2 separate regions of the Mus musculus genome follow, and region 2 is linked to region 1. Evidence: chromatin loops called from intact Hi-C (ENCODE). Cell type or tissue: heart. All regions are shown on one strand.

What was found. Peaks named below come from ENCODE experiments on the same cell type or tissue, not always from the same donor. Only the 100,000 strongest peaks of a DNase experiment are listed, where the experiment ranks them.
Region 2: it touches region 1 in a loop (2.3-fold over the local background); 3 of 42 quality-filtered maps call a loop at or near these places.

The regions. Positions count from the first base shown.
Region 1 is chr16:85,541,845-85,549,844 of GRCm38, forward strand. It overlaps Cyyr1 (cysteine and tyrosine-rich protein 1), which reads right to left. Exons shown (of 4, transcript NM_144853.3): 2 at 2,977-3,079. Among named protein-coding and RNA genes, the nearest start is that of Cyyr1, 4.5 kb to the right of the region's middle. In heart, no CTCF peak of the experiment used is centred here; a DNase peak (open chromatin) is centred at 4,877; H3K4me3 peaks cover 1,031 bases; H3K27ac peaks cover 1,179 bases.
Region 2 is chr16:85,803,088-85,811,087 of GRCm38, forward strand. It overlaps Adamts1 (a disintegrin-like and metallopeptidase (reprolysin type) with thrombospondin type 1 motif, 1), which reads right to left and starts at 26. Exons shown (of 9, transcript NM_009621.5): 1 at 1-26. In heart, CTCF peaks have their summits at 117 (motif pointing right), 4,157 (motif pointing right) and 4,762 (motif pointing right); DNase peaks (open chromatin) are centred at 114, 1,344 and 4,734; H3K4me3 peaks cover 1,927 bases; H3K27ac peaks cover 2,633 bases.

The DNA.
Region 1 (8,000 bases):
CCCTTCTATCTTTGGCTGTGTGTCCAGGAGTCTCTCTGTCTCGAAGGAATTTCCTTTCCTTCACTGTTCATTTGTGTAAACCTTTACCCTTCCTTCAAAACCTTTATCTAATGTCACTGATGAAGTTTTCTCTAAACATCCCACTGCAAATACACACTTCTCTTTGTCTTTGTCTCTGTCTCTGTCTCTGTCTCTGTCTCCGTCTCACTCACTCAGACACACGTGTTAAGTTTTAAAAAGCAACATATCCCCCCTCAGCTGTGATTGCTACAGTGATAGACAGAGGCCCCATACCCCTCACTTTAAGTGATTTATAGACATTACGGAATGGCCCAATTATCTTCTGAGCTTGTCCTGATTTTTTTTAAGTTCACTTTAAACTAAAGGTTGGCATTTTTACTTTGAAACTAAGCCACAAGATAAAACCAATTTATAAAATTACCCAGGACTAAATTTTATTATCTCCATTGGTTTCCTTCCTTCCTTCCTTCCTTTCTTTCTTTCTTTCTTTCTTTCTTTCTTTCTTTCTTTCTTTCTTTCTTTCTTTCTTTCTTTCTTTCTTTTCTTTGCTTCTTTCCTGATAGCATAAGAAAGTTTAACTTTCTGTTAAGATGATTCAAATTATTCAACAGAATGTGCCCAGAGGCTTGCTAAAGGAAGTATAGATTTTGAATTCCAAACCGGCAATATTGGGAAACATGTGCACAAAAGAACTCATATGACCATTCTTAGGACTGATGCCCACCCCACCCACACCCCATCCCCATCCCCTCTCCTCCCCCCACCCCCACCCCCATCCCTTCCCTGTTGCCCTGCACCTAGTTCAACATAATAGAAAAAAAAAAAGTCTTGGGTGGAGTAGAAAACTCCTTTCAAAGGTTAAACAATCACTGGAAATCCTGAAAATGTATCCTCCTCCATCCAGTGGGAAAAACACTTTAAAGGTTTTTTTTTTTTTTCCCTAAGAATTGTTTAGCAAGAGCTTTACTCAGAAGTTTCTATTTTTGATAGAAAGTTCAGTTTTAACTGCCTGAAATACAATGCCATCTGTGTTTACTTTTCCCCTGGAAAACACAGTTCCCTTTTCCCGTTTATGCATAACAAGTACATGGCACTAGTACCCCGATTAATGTGCTGATCGGAAAGGTGCGTTCCTTTTTTCTGAATCTAAGTCACAGAAAGCTTATTTTCACATTAAAAAAATTTACGATATTCTGGTTAATAGTTATGGCCACAATATTTAGTTCCCACTGAGACAGGGTGGTAAGTTAATAAACTGGGCACCGTACATACTGACATTTAGTGAGTGTCACTACATTTAGTGACATCAAGGGCACAGGACCAAAAAATCCCAAGTTTGCTCATTCATAACCATGACTGGTTCCACTCACACATACACTGGAGCAGTAGTAGCATAAGACATTAAGAAATCATTAAAAATATAATTTATTATTCAGAAGCTTTTAACTATCTTATAGTCTGTATAGCTATCTACAATCATAAAAGTCATTATAGATATTTGAGTTATCCCATTCCTGTGAAAACATATGCTGATTGGCAATTAGTTGCTTTGCCACTGAATCCTCCATAAGGGAAAATGTAGAAAATTTACTTAGTTTATATTTCATTGAATATTTACTCTCCATTTAAAATCAATGCATCATTCATTTTTAAAATTCCATCCTGGCATTTCTTCCATAGCTCATAGTCTTTAAGAGTATCCCAAGCCAGATTGTTGGCGAATGATATACAGTCAAACAGAATTGTATTATCAGGTCTAGCGTGGATTCTTGAAAGTTTTTTTGGTGATAGATTTCCCTTTTAGATTTCCCTTTGGAGAAACAGAGGACTTTGTTGCCAGGCTTCTCAATGGGCATGTTTTTGGAGCAGCTGGGTCGCTCAGAACAAGCCTTACACATCCTGTTTCCTCCTGAGCCTTCAGGAGGCAGAAGCTGAGCTGAGCTACCTAGGAATGGAAGAGTTTCCACTCAGCCATACGCATATGGAGAGGGAAAGCAGGGTAGAGCAGAGGCTGGACCTGCAGCATAGCTGTGTCACAGGAGGCTCCGACTGCAGGGTGACCTTTTCTACCACTTCCTGCTTTTCACTCCTCAGCTCTATGCGCAGAGGACCTGCAAGCCCACACTTACATAGATTTAGCAGAAATACAAAATTAGAGACTTTCAGCCCAAAGGCAGGCATCCCTCCCGTTGTCCTTTGGTCAGAAGCAGCAATTAAATACATTTTTAATCCAATATGGGGGAATCTACTTAACACAGTCTGTATTTCTGTGTATGGGATGTGATTATATCTCACATCTACCTTTACTTAAGTTCTAAATTCATTTCTGAGTTGTCATATATGCATTATATAAATAACTTAGATTTCATATTACAATTGTTTTCTTTATTTATAACCCCTCATTTTCCTTAACTAGTGATATATTAGACAGTTTAGGGTATGGTTGGTAAGTAAGCTGACCATGACTTAACATCAAATGTCAGCTTATACATCCTTCAATACAGGAGACTGGACGATATCAAGAGTTTATCAATAGTAAGACGACATAACAAAATACTATAGTACATACAAGAAACAATGAAAACATCATTTTAAAACTCTCTTCTAATAAAGGCTATTTTTAAATTTACATATTTATCAAGTAATATGATATTAATGAGTATTTAAATCTCTAGGAACATTTTAAAATCAATAACCAATCTTTTGATTCGTGTGTATGTGTGTGACAAAATTTCACACAGTATTCCAGACTGTATGGAAAATAATTATGTTACTCAGGCTGCCTTTAAACTCTTGGCAATCCCCCTGGCTCAGTGCTGGGATTACATTATAAGCATGAGCCACCCTCTACTGCACCAATCTTCACTGTCTTGTCTGCACTCATATCATAGTGCTTCTTGAAAGTGTGACTGGACCAAAGGAAGAAGCGCACTGTGAGGTTTGCCCTTTACTCACGAGAGAATGTTCCCAATATAGGCGTAGTAGGAGCAGCAGTAGGGCGTGCTACCGTCGCAGCAGTAAGAGTGGCACTCTTTGCCACACTGCGCCAGGCAATCCCCTACAAAGTAAAAATGAGAACGGTTGAGGTTGTGAAATCTCAGCTTAAGGAAAAATTATCCCGTTCGCGTCTAAATCAGCCAACAGGTTTTTTGTTTTTTTTTTTTTTAGCACACAGAGAGGTTCATTTCCACACTCAAAACTCCAAAACCTTTCTAAGGGACTACGTTGGCCTTTCTCCCCAGGTAGACTCTAAGCTGGTAGACATAAAGCCAAGCGCTCTGAACATTGTAACTTCCATTGCAAAGTTGGCTTTGGGTGAACAAGATTATGACAGAAGGAAGGAATATATCAACTCATCAATCAATAAGGTTGCCAGTGGAGTTTTTTATAATAGCTTCTATATAGCAGAATTTCCTGACTTTGGAGTATTGATTCTCTATTAAGTTCAACTAATGAGAAATATTATTGGCATGGGTAATACCAAGAGTGATCATTGGAAACTAATATGTATATTTGCCATGGTAATTTAGTAATGCTTTTTCTTATGTTATTTTTCCCTCCATAATTAGACTTCTTAAACACACAATTACAGAATTGACTCTGCATACTGTTGCTCTACTAGGCTTAGAAGGCAATGAGCTGGTGAGAGAAAATGTCCATATAAATAACTTGTAAATTGACAGTTTACCTGATATCATACTGAGGAATCAATAAACAACGTGAAGCAGGGAATTTCTGATTAAAAGGATGTGTTGGACCCGTCATGACCATGCTGCTTTTCAGTATGTAATTTTCAACAAGAGAATTTATACAAAAATATTTAATAAGACTCACACTGACCTTAAACAACTCTTTGCTCTTCCTAATGATTTATTTTTACATAAATACAGTACAGTATTTATTTTTACAGTATACGGTTACTACTGAGCTCTAAGAAGCAGTATAAACTAGTGTATGTGGTTCAGGTACATATTTAAAAAGCATTCTACCCCTGCAATATACATTCTGTACCCGAGAACTTCAAAATGAGCCACTTCCAGCTCAACTCCTGAAAGTAATGGGGATTGTATGCTATAAATTATATGAAGTTTTTATTCCTAACAGAGCTAAGATATTGAAAGTACAAGATATTATATTTATGGACACATGTTATTTTATTGCTTTTTGTTTTTTAAAGCAAACCTTCGTGAGCTTATAAACCAGGTCTTCCTAAGACGCGATCCAAATAGAGCAGAGGCCGTCTGACTTTGTTAATTAATATGGTTCTCGTGGAACAAGTGAGAAAGGTCATATTTTCTTTCTCTTCATCTTATTTCTGTATCACAGATAAACAAAATGAACTTTAAAAATTTCCACTTGACTGGAGAGGGAAATTATTTTTGTTATTCTACTTAAATCCACACGAGAAATGTGATCGATCATATAGCTCCAAGAAAGAAGCTACAACACCAACAACAGTATTTTCAAGAAAATACATCACTGTTTGTTTGTCTGGTTGGTGTAGCCCAGGCTGGACTGGATATCTGAATGCTGAAGATGTCCTTTAACCCCAGATCTCTTGACTTTACCCTCTGCACATTGAGGTATATGGCACCTCTTCCAGCTAGGGCACCGAAATTGTTTAGGCTTCCTATGCTGTTAGTGTCCTTTGTGAATTCCTTCAGCTTGATTTTTGTTGTTGTTGTTGTTCAATCGATTCAGGTATCTAGACAAGTCAGCTCTCTGCAGAGCTTAGCAGGGCTATGCTGCTGTTTTGTTCTTAATAGCTATCGAGATCATGAAGTGAAGATCCCATTACTCCTGGTGCTGGCTGGGAGCCCTGACTTCCAATTAAGCTTCCCAGGAACTGAATGATTCAACTGCCCCATTGCACTCCTTACTGTTACTACTGACATGAGGACACCGTGTTATCAAAACACTGAGAGTCAGCTTTACAGGAAACCAAGCCCTAACGTTTCTAGCCACGAAGCAGGGTAATTCCTGCAGCAAACATCCACGTTACACACAGTTCATTGTTTTTATGGTATTTTCTAGCACTGCTGTCTGCTTCCCAGAATTGACGAATGTCCTCACAATCAAAGCCCTTCCTTCAACCAGACCCCCAAGCTAACGGTGCTATCATAGTCAATTTTTCTCATATGAGAATAATCTGGTGGAGATCACAGTGCATACCATATTGGGCTGTTTTTCCTTTGTGAAACAATGGAACAGTCTAGTTGCCCTTGAAAAATAATAAACAACTATTCCTAATATCCAAATTAATATCCCTGAAAACGAAGTCAGACTGTCTTCAAGTACTTTTTCATGAAAGGTGTGATCTGGAAGGTTCCCCCAGCATCCTGCCCACCCAACTTCAGGAGTGTGGAGTACAGGAGCACAGGATAGCTCTATCTGGCTTGAATCCCTTGCTTAGAAATGGCTTCTGCTAGCTATAGCCGAAGCTGAGAGGAAGAAAAGAAGGGTCTGAGACCCCGAAGGTAAAACCTTGATCGAATCCTGTCTTTGTAGCCTGCAGTGGGAGTTGTACAATAATGTAAAACTTCATTTGGATCTCCTTCCAAAAGTTACTAAAAAAAAACAAAACAAAACGCCCTAAAAACCAAAAGCCAAAACCAAAAAGACACAAAAAACCCCCCAATGTATTAAGCCTAGAAGAAATTACTATTTGTTTAACTTTGCTGAACCAAACAGAACATGAATGTATTACATTTGTTTTGTGCAATATAACTAGGCCATGGTCAATGTATCCACTTAAGAGATTTTCTGTGTTGTGAAATCACTTATTAGAATTCACTTATTAGAGTGTCCGGGCGTTTAACCACAACACGTGTGTCCATCATGTCTCAGTTCCAACCAAACTGAGCTATCCATTGCTGAGATTACCCATTTTACCACGCAGCATATGTGAATTCTATATCCTAAAGTTTTCTTGGTCCAGGGCTTTCCTAGTTTCTAAATGTCTCGGTCTTGCTTGCTTTCCTCATTCAGATTTCGTAAGTTATTGCCTGAATTTGGCTGAGCTCTTCTGTGGTCTAGTAGCCTTGCTCGCCTGGGAGGTTCTCTTGGTGACCATAATAAGCATCTCCCATGGGGACTTACTCTCTTGAAATAGCAATATGGCCCCCTTCTTTGATAACACGGTACAAGATTGTACCTGTGCCATGATGCATGCTTTCCCACATTAAACTGATCTATGAGCTCACCTTACCATCCACCGAAAACTCTCTGCTCCAGCATCAAATAAAGGTGGTAACCTTAAAAGAGCCTCTGAAATAGGAGGTTCGGGAATTTTCACCAGAGAACTCAACATTTCTCAAATGAGCCAGCAAGCCACCCTAGTGCTGGGCTTGCAACTCCTCTGTAGCTGATTAAATAGAAGCCTAGGGAAAGCAAAAACTACCTATAGAAACCATTTCACTAGCCACCACCCATTGGTCCATTGATGAGGTTCCCTGAACACTGGAAGAGCTGTGCGTGAAGATCAGAGAAAGGGAAAGGGGCAAGAGCAGCCTTGCAGCCTACCATGAAGAGACCCAGAACAAAGAAGCCGTGGCCCCATGAAGATCCTGAGTCAAGGCAACAGCATCACCCGCTGCATCATTTGCTTCTTGCTATTTCTTTGTGTGTGTGTGTGTGTGTGTGTGTGTGTGTTACTTTGATAAGCTGAAGTGGTGGGGAGAATCATCATTGTTTTCAAGAAACTAGCAGTGAGATGTTGATTCAAACTGACCAAGAGGACCATGGATACTTAGTGCCTCCGACAGAAACACTGAGCACAATCTAAACAGCAGAAATGCTACAATCACTAGAATTGGAATAATTGTCACCAAGAAAGAAGTACTCTTTCTACTTGTATTAATTTTTATATTAGAAAGTCAGCATTTCCCCTATATCATCTTTAATATGATAACTTTTAGATACCAATTTGCTTTTTAAAATATTTTAAGGACAGGGTCTCCTGTGGGGTAGGGTGTGGTCTTAAACTAACCATACAGCTAACCTTGACCTGGAACTTCTGACTTTCCTGCCTCTGCCTCCCCAGTGCTGGGCTTACACGTGGGCCTCCCACAGCTGCTTAATGCAGTGCAGGGGACTGAACCCAAGCCTTTTTGTTTGTTTATGTTAGGTAAGTACTTGCCTAACAGTGCTCAACCCCAGGCCCTCGTCTGAATCTTAATAGATTAAAATTTTCAGCCAGCAAGGACTTCTTTCTGTCAGATCAGGGTAATGGATTTGATTATCTTGATACAATGGTGAAATTCAATTCTTTTGCTGTAAGGAGGGAGGCTGAAGGACATCTTCCTTTCAGTTGGAGTGTCTTGTCTTGGCAAGTGAGGGGAGCTGAACAGCTCGGCCTACGCCTAGGTCAGCCTGTGATTCATTGTCTTAGAAAGTTAGAAACACAAGATGCTTTAAGCTTGTACTGTCTGTGAACACGAGGATGCAAGGAGCGCACATGTAATTAAATTTATACTTGAGTAAGCCCTGAAAGGCCACATAAGGCTCTCTATCAAGCTTAGAACAAGGAAAGCACTCTGCTTCATTAATTATCAGCAATTGCCACTACGAATAATTATAAGGAGGGAAACGAGAGGCCTTTCACAAACAGGTGCTTAATCACATTTAAAAAAGAAAAGCATATTTGCCTGGCGAAATCCTATTTCGCCCAGACCGTATAGCTCAGAGCCTACAGTTGTTCAGTCGATTTTGTGGAGCTTCTAAAACAAAAACAAACAAACAAACAAACAAAATACGGGACATGTCTAAAGTAACTGACTTCTAAAAGAGGGGAAAATGGACTATTCCAGATGTCAGTAGCCTGCGATAAATGTAAGAGTCACTAATGCGTTTATTTTGAATAACTTCACCTTTATGTTTCAAGTATTTTAAAGAGTCTCTGGCGGCCCTAGACCAAAGTTCATTTAAATCCTGGCCGTGTCTTTACACTTTTACACTAGCCGGGTTAAATCCCCTTAAAT
Region 2 (8,000 bases), 260 kb after region 1:
GCTCGGAGCTGCTTTCTAGCGAGTGCAAGGACCAGGCAGCCCCGGCCGCCCCTTTATAGCCACATAGGAGCCCCTCCTTCCCCCAACACTGCGACACCGCCCCCTGAGCTCAGTCGGTGCTAAACCGAGCTCTGCGCCTCGGGGCCTGAAGGGGGAGGGGGCAGCCTCCGCCCTGGCCTCACGCCACAGCTCGTCACTCTGGGGGTGTAAGACGCCGAAACAGCGCTGGGACCAGCACTTTGTACAGCGCTGGCTGCTCTGGGGAAAAGAGTGAACCTTTAACTTCATCTCTCGGCTGCTGATTCCCGGACCACCCTGCTTCCTGTCGCCCTTCCTGTGCCCCGGCTGGGCTGCAGTTTCCAAGAAAGAGGGTCGAATTGAAAAGATTCCTCAACATTCCTTTTCTCCCCTAGTCAGAGCCTCTTCTGCCCCAAAGTGGGCTATTAGCTACAGCTGCCTTTTCTTAAAAAGCACCCTACTTTTCCGTCTCGTCTACGTTTCCATGGGCACCATGGCTAAAGCGTCCTTCTCTTTACCCCAGCTTTTCTTGGGCAAAGTGTTGATTCTGCGCTTCTCAGGAAGAGAAAAGAAAGAGAGAGGAAGAGAGAGAGAGAGAGAGAGAGAGAGAGAGTGTGTGTGTGTGTGTGTGTGTGGTGGTGGTGGTGGTGGTTCATAGAGCACCTCTCCAACTCTGGATTCTAAAAATCCACGTGGAACGACCTTAACAGTTTCCTCAAGTCCTACCTAGAGACCTCTGGGGTGGGGGGTGGGGGTGGGGCGATGTGTGTGTGTGTGTGTGTGTGTGTGTGTGTGTGTGTATCTTGGCTTTTTCCAGAATAGTCTATCTGGAACCAGCTTTAGTTCCCTAGAGACAAAAAAAAAAAAAAAAAAAAAAAAAAAAGGGATTTCTGCTTTCTCTTCTTCATTGGAGAAGCAACTCCCTTCTAGTCTGCGTTCTTCCAAAATCTTAACAGCAGCTGCTGCAGGCCGCAGGCCAGGCGGACAGATGCATCTAAGATTCCCCACTTCAGTATCAAGTCCAAAGCGGCGGCGGGGGGGAACGGTGTGGGGGGAAGGAGGGTTGGGTGATGGGGTGGAAGGAAACCGAGTTCCCCTCCCCCCCCCTCCCCGCTTCCTACCGGGAAGGGAAAGGCAGCATCCGCGTTACGAAAGTCACAAAAGCTGAGCCCTTCCAACCCCGGCCCCTAAGAAAAAGTCGAGAGAGGCTCCTGAACTGAGAAAGAGGGAGGGGTTCTGTGACCCAGAGGAAGGAAATAGTTCACAATGCTCTCACTGGCGGAAAGGCATTAGGACAAGCTTGAGAACCACAGCCCAAGTCCTCAGGCAGACCCGCGCGCTCACACCAGCTAGCTCTTGCTCCCTGCCCTGCCCAGTTCTGGGCTCCCGACTTGCTGCCCCACCCCCAACTGCTGCTCCGGTTGGCTCTTGGTTAATCCTTTGCTCCTCCCCAGATCTTCCTAAATTTGTGGGCCTCAGACAGTCCCTTGCAATCTTCCAAAGGTTTCTGGCAGACACTTTCCCAGGGTTCTAGATAGTCTTCATGAAAACAAACAAAAACTTTGTTTCCCACACCAGGGAATATCGAATTAAAAGAAGAAGAAGGAGGAGGACGAGGAGGAGGAGGAGGAGGAGGAGGAGGAGGAGGAGGAGGAGGAGTGACTGGGAGAAACAAGACTACCCCAACCTCCAACCTCCAAGCTCTTAACAACTTCCTGGTGATTGCACTCATCCGAGGAGTCCGCTCTCAAATTTTGGTTTCTTAAAATCACACTGATAGCTGAACTAAACACATCAAGCAACCTTGCTCTTCCACCAGGGAACTTTGATGTTGTTCGTCTTCCTTCCTTTCTGTTTCTTCATCTTTCTTCAGCTCTTCTTCAGCTCTCACTGACATCCACAGTTAGGAGCGGAGCCCATTCATTTGTGGGGTGTCCGGCCTCTTTCTTTTTTGTTTAAGAACCTGATTCACAAGTGGGCTTTCCCGAAGCCCACATTCCTGGTCGGTCGACCCACTTTATTTGAGAAGCATTTCCATTTTCTGTTATGCTGCCTGACTTTTTTTTTTTTTTTTAATCTTTCCTGTTTGTGTGGCTTCCTTTCCCCTCTGTTCTCTCTCACTTGCTAACCAGCAAGGTTAGATACTTGTGAGAACAAATACAAACAAGGGCAGATTCACCCGTGCCTTTACTTCCTTGCTTAGAATGTAGAACATAAAAGCCGGTGGGCAAGGGAGATGAAAGATGCTTGAGGTGGACAAGGGATGAAAGTCTTACTAGATCCATAATGTATGTGTGATCTCCTTCAATTGAGGCAGGAAGGAAGAGTTGCAGGACCACCAGAAACATATGTAATTTTCAAATCAAAGTGTAGTATATTTCAGTCTCTCCACTCTCCCATGGCAGGCGACTTTACCTTTTAAAGTTGCAAGCTTGGCTGTGAGCCCATTTCTGCCTCTCGTGTGCTCTTATTGAAAGAGATTTTCATTTGGGAGTACATTTCGAATCTCAAATGGGTTACTTCAAATCCATTATAATTTTTTCATATTTCATGTTCTGTATCCAAATAGAGCTGGAAAAAAAAAGGCACTGAGTTAAAGGGGAAAGGGTTGCCAGGAACATGGCTTTTATATTCTCTGGGTTTCTCTCCAGATTTCTGTTCTTTTGCATAATGGCTCCAATCTGTTGTGCACCTGTAGTTCTGGGAAATGATTCTTTTTTAATCGCTTCAACAGAGACATGAGTATTGGAGTTGCCAATTACTAAACTGAAAAAAAAATAGTGCACATTCAGAAGAGTCTCTAATCCACTTTTAAAACAATTAAGATCAGCATTGTGTGTTTGGCACACAAGCCTATAACACATACCCATCTGTATAAGCAAAATGTAAATTGAAAGAAAATATCTGAATGAAAAAGCAAGATCTTAGGGGTTCCATTTACTGACCAGAGAGACAATGGTGAAACACTGGGTTGTTGTAGTAACTTGCATAGTGTTACACTTATAAAACCCTTGCTCCTGGATTTGTGTCGGCAACTCGAAATCCCTATGCTCTGCTAACATCTGTCCCTTGTACTTCTGGTTTTCTTCCTATAGAGTGTATTTCTTCATAGATGAGCTTGCAGAAACACCAGCTTAACGCGTCTTAAGAGGAAGACTTCAAGAAGTTATTTATTTGGGAACTTACTGAGATGACCTGAACTCATTCATCTCAAAATACAAAATTCAAGCTTATAAAAGAAGACTTGTTTTTTTTTTTTTTTTTTTTTTTTTTTTTTTACACACTGAGTCCCCAAGGGAGGGAAAAAAAAAAAGTAGAGTTTGAAGTAAAAGAAGTGGGTATCAACTGTGAACGTCAATGAGTTTCTTCCATGTTTGCGTGTCTCAAGGATCCACAGGTTAAAGACACAGAATAATTCTCGTGAAGTCTTTATCAAAGAGAGCACTCTCCAGGCAGCCATGGAGGTGAGGAAGTCTGGTAATATGGAGGCGCTATTAGGATTCTTTGAGTGTAAATATCACCTACAGTAACAGCTAATGAGCACATTTCATAAGCATGGAAGGCTTTTGATTTGTAACTCCTACTACATGCTCTGCCAATTAGAAATGCAAAAGCCGTCTGGCGTTAGTCTCCCTTTGGAGTACATAGGAACAAATGTCAACGCTGGAGCAATGAATATTTTTTATCTAAATGGAGATTTCAGAAAGAAAACATCCATTTTAAGCAGGTTGTGAGTTTAATAAACATCAAAGTCTGAAAAATTATTAATTCCATTTGGACATAGGGTATCTACCAACCCCAAATTTGTACACTGGAAGATCTGAGAGAAGTATAATCTTTCTAATTTATTTTCCTGAAAAATATAGCAGAGGGGAGCCTTAAAGTGGCTCATTAACTTGTTCAAGATGATTCAGTATGAAACTGGGGATCTCAGAAATAAACTACCACAGTCATAATTTTTAATAAAATATCTCTTGGTATTTTAATATAAATCTTTGGTAAGTAAATATATTATCAGACTTGTGACTTATGTTCTTTTTACAATTATTAATTTTATTTTATTAGAAAAAGGAATTTTATATTAGAAAAAAAATTCCACCTTAAAAGGGTCACCAGCTTCAGTACCTCTTGCTTAGCCCACAAGGTGGCGATAGTCTACAACAAATGGTATTTGGTTTTCTTTTCCAGTTAAACTAGGAATTTGCAAAAGTTTTATGTCTTTCCAACGATATGTAACAGATTTCTCTTACCATTTTAAGGAATCTGTAAACCAATTTTTAAATATTTCAATATTACTTGTATTTACACATTTTCAAGCCCGCAGCTAATTTTTAAGCATGTGATTTTGTTAGCTTAATCCAAATACTATTAGGATATTTTAAAAACGAGAATTATCTTTGGCTGCTTTTATTTGTCACAGTTGAGAGCTCAGTGCAACTCAAATGGAGAAAGAAATCACAGACGTGCAATCTATTGAGAGAATTACAGCATCATTGATTCATTTGCTATGCATGGTTTTTGTTTTGGTGTGTGTGTGTGTGTGTGTGTGTGTGTGTGTGTGTGCGTGTGTGTGAATTGCTACTTGACACTTGGAACTGGCTTTAATTGCTTTTCCAGGTTTAAGGTATTTCCCTTGGCCACAACAAAAAGTTAAAAAGGATGAGGGAAAAAAAAAAGTTTGGTAGTGGAGTGGGGGCGGGGCAGGGTGAGGAAAATGTTCAACCACCAGGGGGCAACAAAAGACAAATTTTAAAATAGATTTAGCCAGACAGTTTTTTTTTTTCTTCTTCAGTGTGTGATCATCCCAAATGTAAGTGACTTCCCAATACAATGTGATTTAAAAGCCATATTTTGAAGATGTGTTATTGCTTAAGGTAAAGTATAGTAGCACAATTTCATGAGTTTAATGAATACTGGAGTTAAAAGCATATTATCTTAGTCATCAGGAGGCACGCACGACTTTGAAGAAGGACGTTTGAACTACCACCAACAAGCATGCAGTTTGTTGATGAGTAGGCAGAGATCGGAGGTATCCCCCAGCTTCTATTACAGCCAGAAGATGAGAGCCAGGTTTCCAAAAGTGTTGGGAGTGAGATTTGCTCCTGACTTTACTGTAAACCTGTAAGGCCCTGTACCGGACGACGACTTGTGATTTGCCAGTACTCCTTCCTACTGACAACTGGTAGTTAAATTTAGAACTGAGATGGCCCATGACAATGCATCAGGGCTGAGAAATGGAGACTTCTCTGAGTCCCTGACACTCAGCTGTCTGCAAAGTCCTATGCTGTTTCCCAGTCTTCCCCTCCCACAGCATTTTCCAAACATACACAGATCAGGGGATGCATATGCTCACGTCTGGAAAGATTAACAGAGCCATGTCCACGTATAGGGATGAGTCTGTTCTCTGCCCTTGTTGCCGACCGGATTGGAGATTGAGATAAATCTGAGTTTGAATTCTGATGTTCTGAATTTGTCACCTCCTTACTTTATGACCTTAAGAGATCTAGGACTGTCACTGGGCCCCAGACTCCTTGTATGAAAAAATCGACGATGGCAAACCTTGCAAAGACTGAAGGTAACAGATTGAAGGTAATCAACAGGAGAGGCTGCTAATGTGGGAAACATTAGATATTGAATGCAGTAAAGAAGGAGCTAAGAACACAGTTGGGAGTCCTCAGACTGTAGTGACTTCATTCTGACTAAGCATTTCTCTTGATGCCATATACCATCTCAAGGAATAGTGCCCAGAGAAAAAAGCCCATTTTTTAAATATTGCATCTACTTGACACATAATGATTGTGCGTGTTTTGAGGATGCAGTGTGATGTCTCAGCCTATGCATTTTGTTGTATCAAGCATTTAGCTTTATTTTCACGTCACACATTTAGCCTGAAAAGATCAGAAGAATGGAGATAATTCAGAGCTCATGGAGAAAACTGCACGTAGTCAAATAGCCGTAACCTCAGCCTTTGGAGGTAGAGAGTGAAGGGATGCTGGGGCTTGCTGGTCACTTCCCATCTCCAGATTTAGTGAAGAAACACTTTCTCAAGAGGATAATGTGAGGAAGGAATTTGGGAAGCCTAACATCATCCCATGGTCTCCATCAAGCACATAGCAACAAGCAACAAGGCACACATATATGCAAACACACACACACACACACACACACTCACACACACGTGCATGCACACTACATTCACATAAACATATGTACACACTTACAATGAAAACTACTTTTAAAAAGGGTATACAATTGTAAATAGGTAGGTGACGTTAATGTGTGCTGGTAGGGCCTCTCAGAGGACAGCCATGCTAGGCTCCTGTCTGTAAGTACATCATAGCATCACTAACAGTGTCAGGCCTTGGAGCCTTCCCTTGAGATGGATCCCAAGTTGGGCTGGTCATTGAATGGCCTTTCCTTCAGTCTCTTGTCCATTTTTGTTTCTGCAGTTTTTTTTTTTTTTAAACAGGAACAATTCTGGATCAGAAAATTTAACTGTAGGTTAGTAACCTAGTCTTTCTTTCTACTGGAGGTGGACTCTGGAGTTCCATCTATCCACTGTTGGGCATTTGTCAGTAAGATTTTTTTGTGAGGAGCGGGTGTGGCAGCAGTCCCAAGATGGCGCCCGGGACTGCAGCTAAGTCTTATGACTTGCACCTGACTTCCTCATACACCTGAAAATAGCCACGACCATCGTGAGAGCTGCACAGGTGCACCATGATGCTGGCGGTGTAAACAAGTCCATATTTGGTGGAGACATGCCCCTGCCGCCCTGATTGGCTGAAGCTGCGTGCCTGGTGAGGTGGTGTGGCCTGCTGTGAGTGGATGGGGGCTGAGAGTGTATAAGCAGACCTGCCAGGATGCCCAAGGTCCCTGTAGCAGCATCGAGGCGTTCCTGCAATAAAGGCTGTTGAGAAGAATCCTACCGTTTGTGTCCTCCTTGCCGGCCGAGGTGGGCGCAACAATTTTTTCATCACTGTGTCAGATAACAAAGCAGAGAATTTAGTTGTATGGGATATGAGGCAGCTTATGGTGAACTAACACAGCACTGACTGAAAGCAAAACTTACTGGGATGTGGGATGAGGAAGCAAAATAAGAAGACTCCAAAAAAACAATTTTGAAAAGCTATGGAAGGTGAGAGAAAAGAGAGATTCCTAAAGTGATCAGCTATGGCGAACTACTTGTGAGTTAATGTTGTTGAGTTTTACAAACATTTTGCCATAAGCATTAATGGATAAATCAGGAAAATGTGTCAGTGGGTGAACATTTTTGAGTTCCTCCCCGATACATCCTGCTGCCCACTTCACATCCCTTTGGCTTTTCTCTCTAGTCGGGTACTGGCTTTATCTCTCCATGTTGAGTGAGACAAGTGGGTTATTCGGCAACAGAGACTTATTGTCAGGTTACAGAGGATAACCTGTAGCCTTGGAAGTACCTGTAATGTTTAGGGGGTATTTATTTAACCAATGACTTTGGCCGATGACTCTACAAGACATAACACATTCCTCAATACCAGGGTTTTTTACTTGTTAGCAAGTCTAATAGCTGTCTTCTCTTCCTCATTATGGGATCACTCTATTTAGAGTCTTTTTTTTATATATGTATTATCTTAGGGAGAATTGACAGTTGTAGGTTTTCATATCCAAGTGGACTTTTTGTTTGTTCGTTTGTTTGTTTCTCTGTGTAGCCATTGCTGTCCTAGAACTTGCTCTGTAGACCAGGCTGACCTTGAACTCAGATCTGCCTGCTTCTGCCTCTGAGTGCTGCAATTAAAGGCGTGCACTTTAAGCCCTTCAATTCTTTTAGACCCTACTGAGTACAATAAGTGGTATGCACATAGATGACATTGAGAAACTACCAATGGGTACACTCCTAAAAAAACGTGACTCACCCTCTTCCAGCACCCATCAACTATTACCAGCTCCTCTGCCCATGCCTAGAGCCTCAGGAGCCCCTGCCTAACTCATGCTGGAATTTGTAG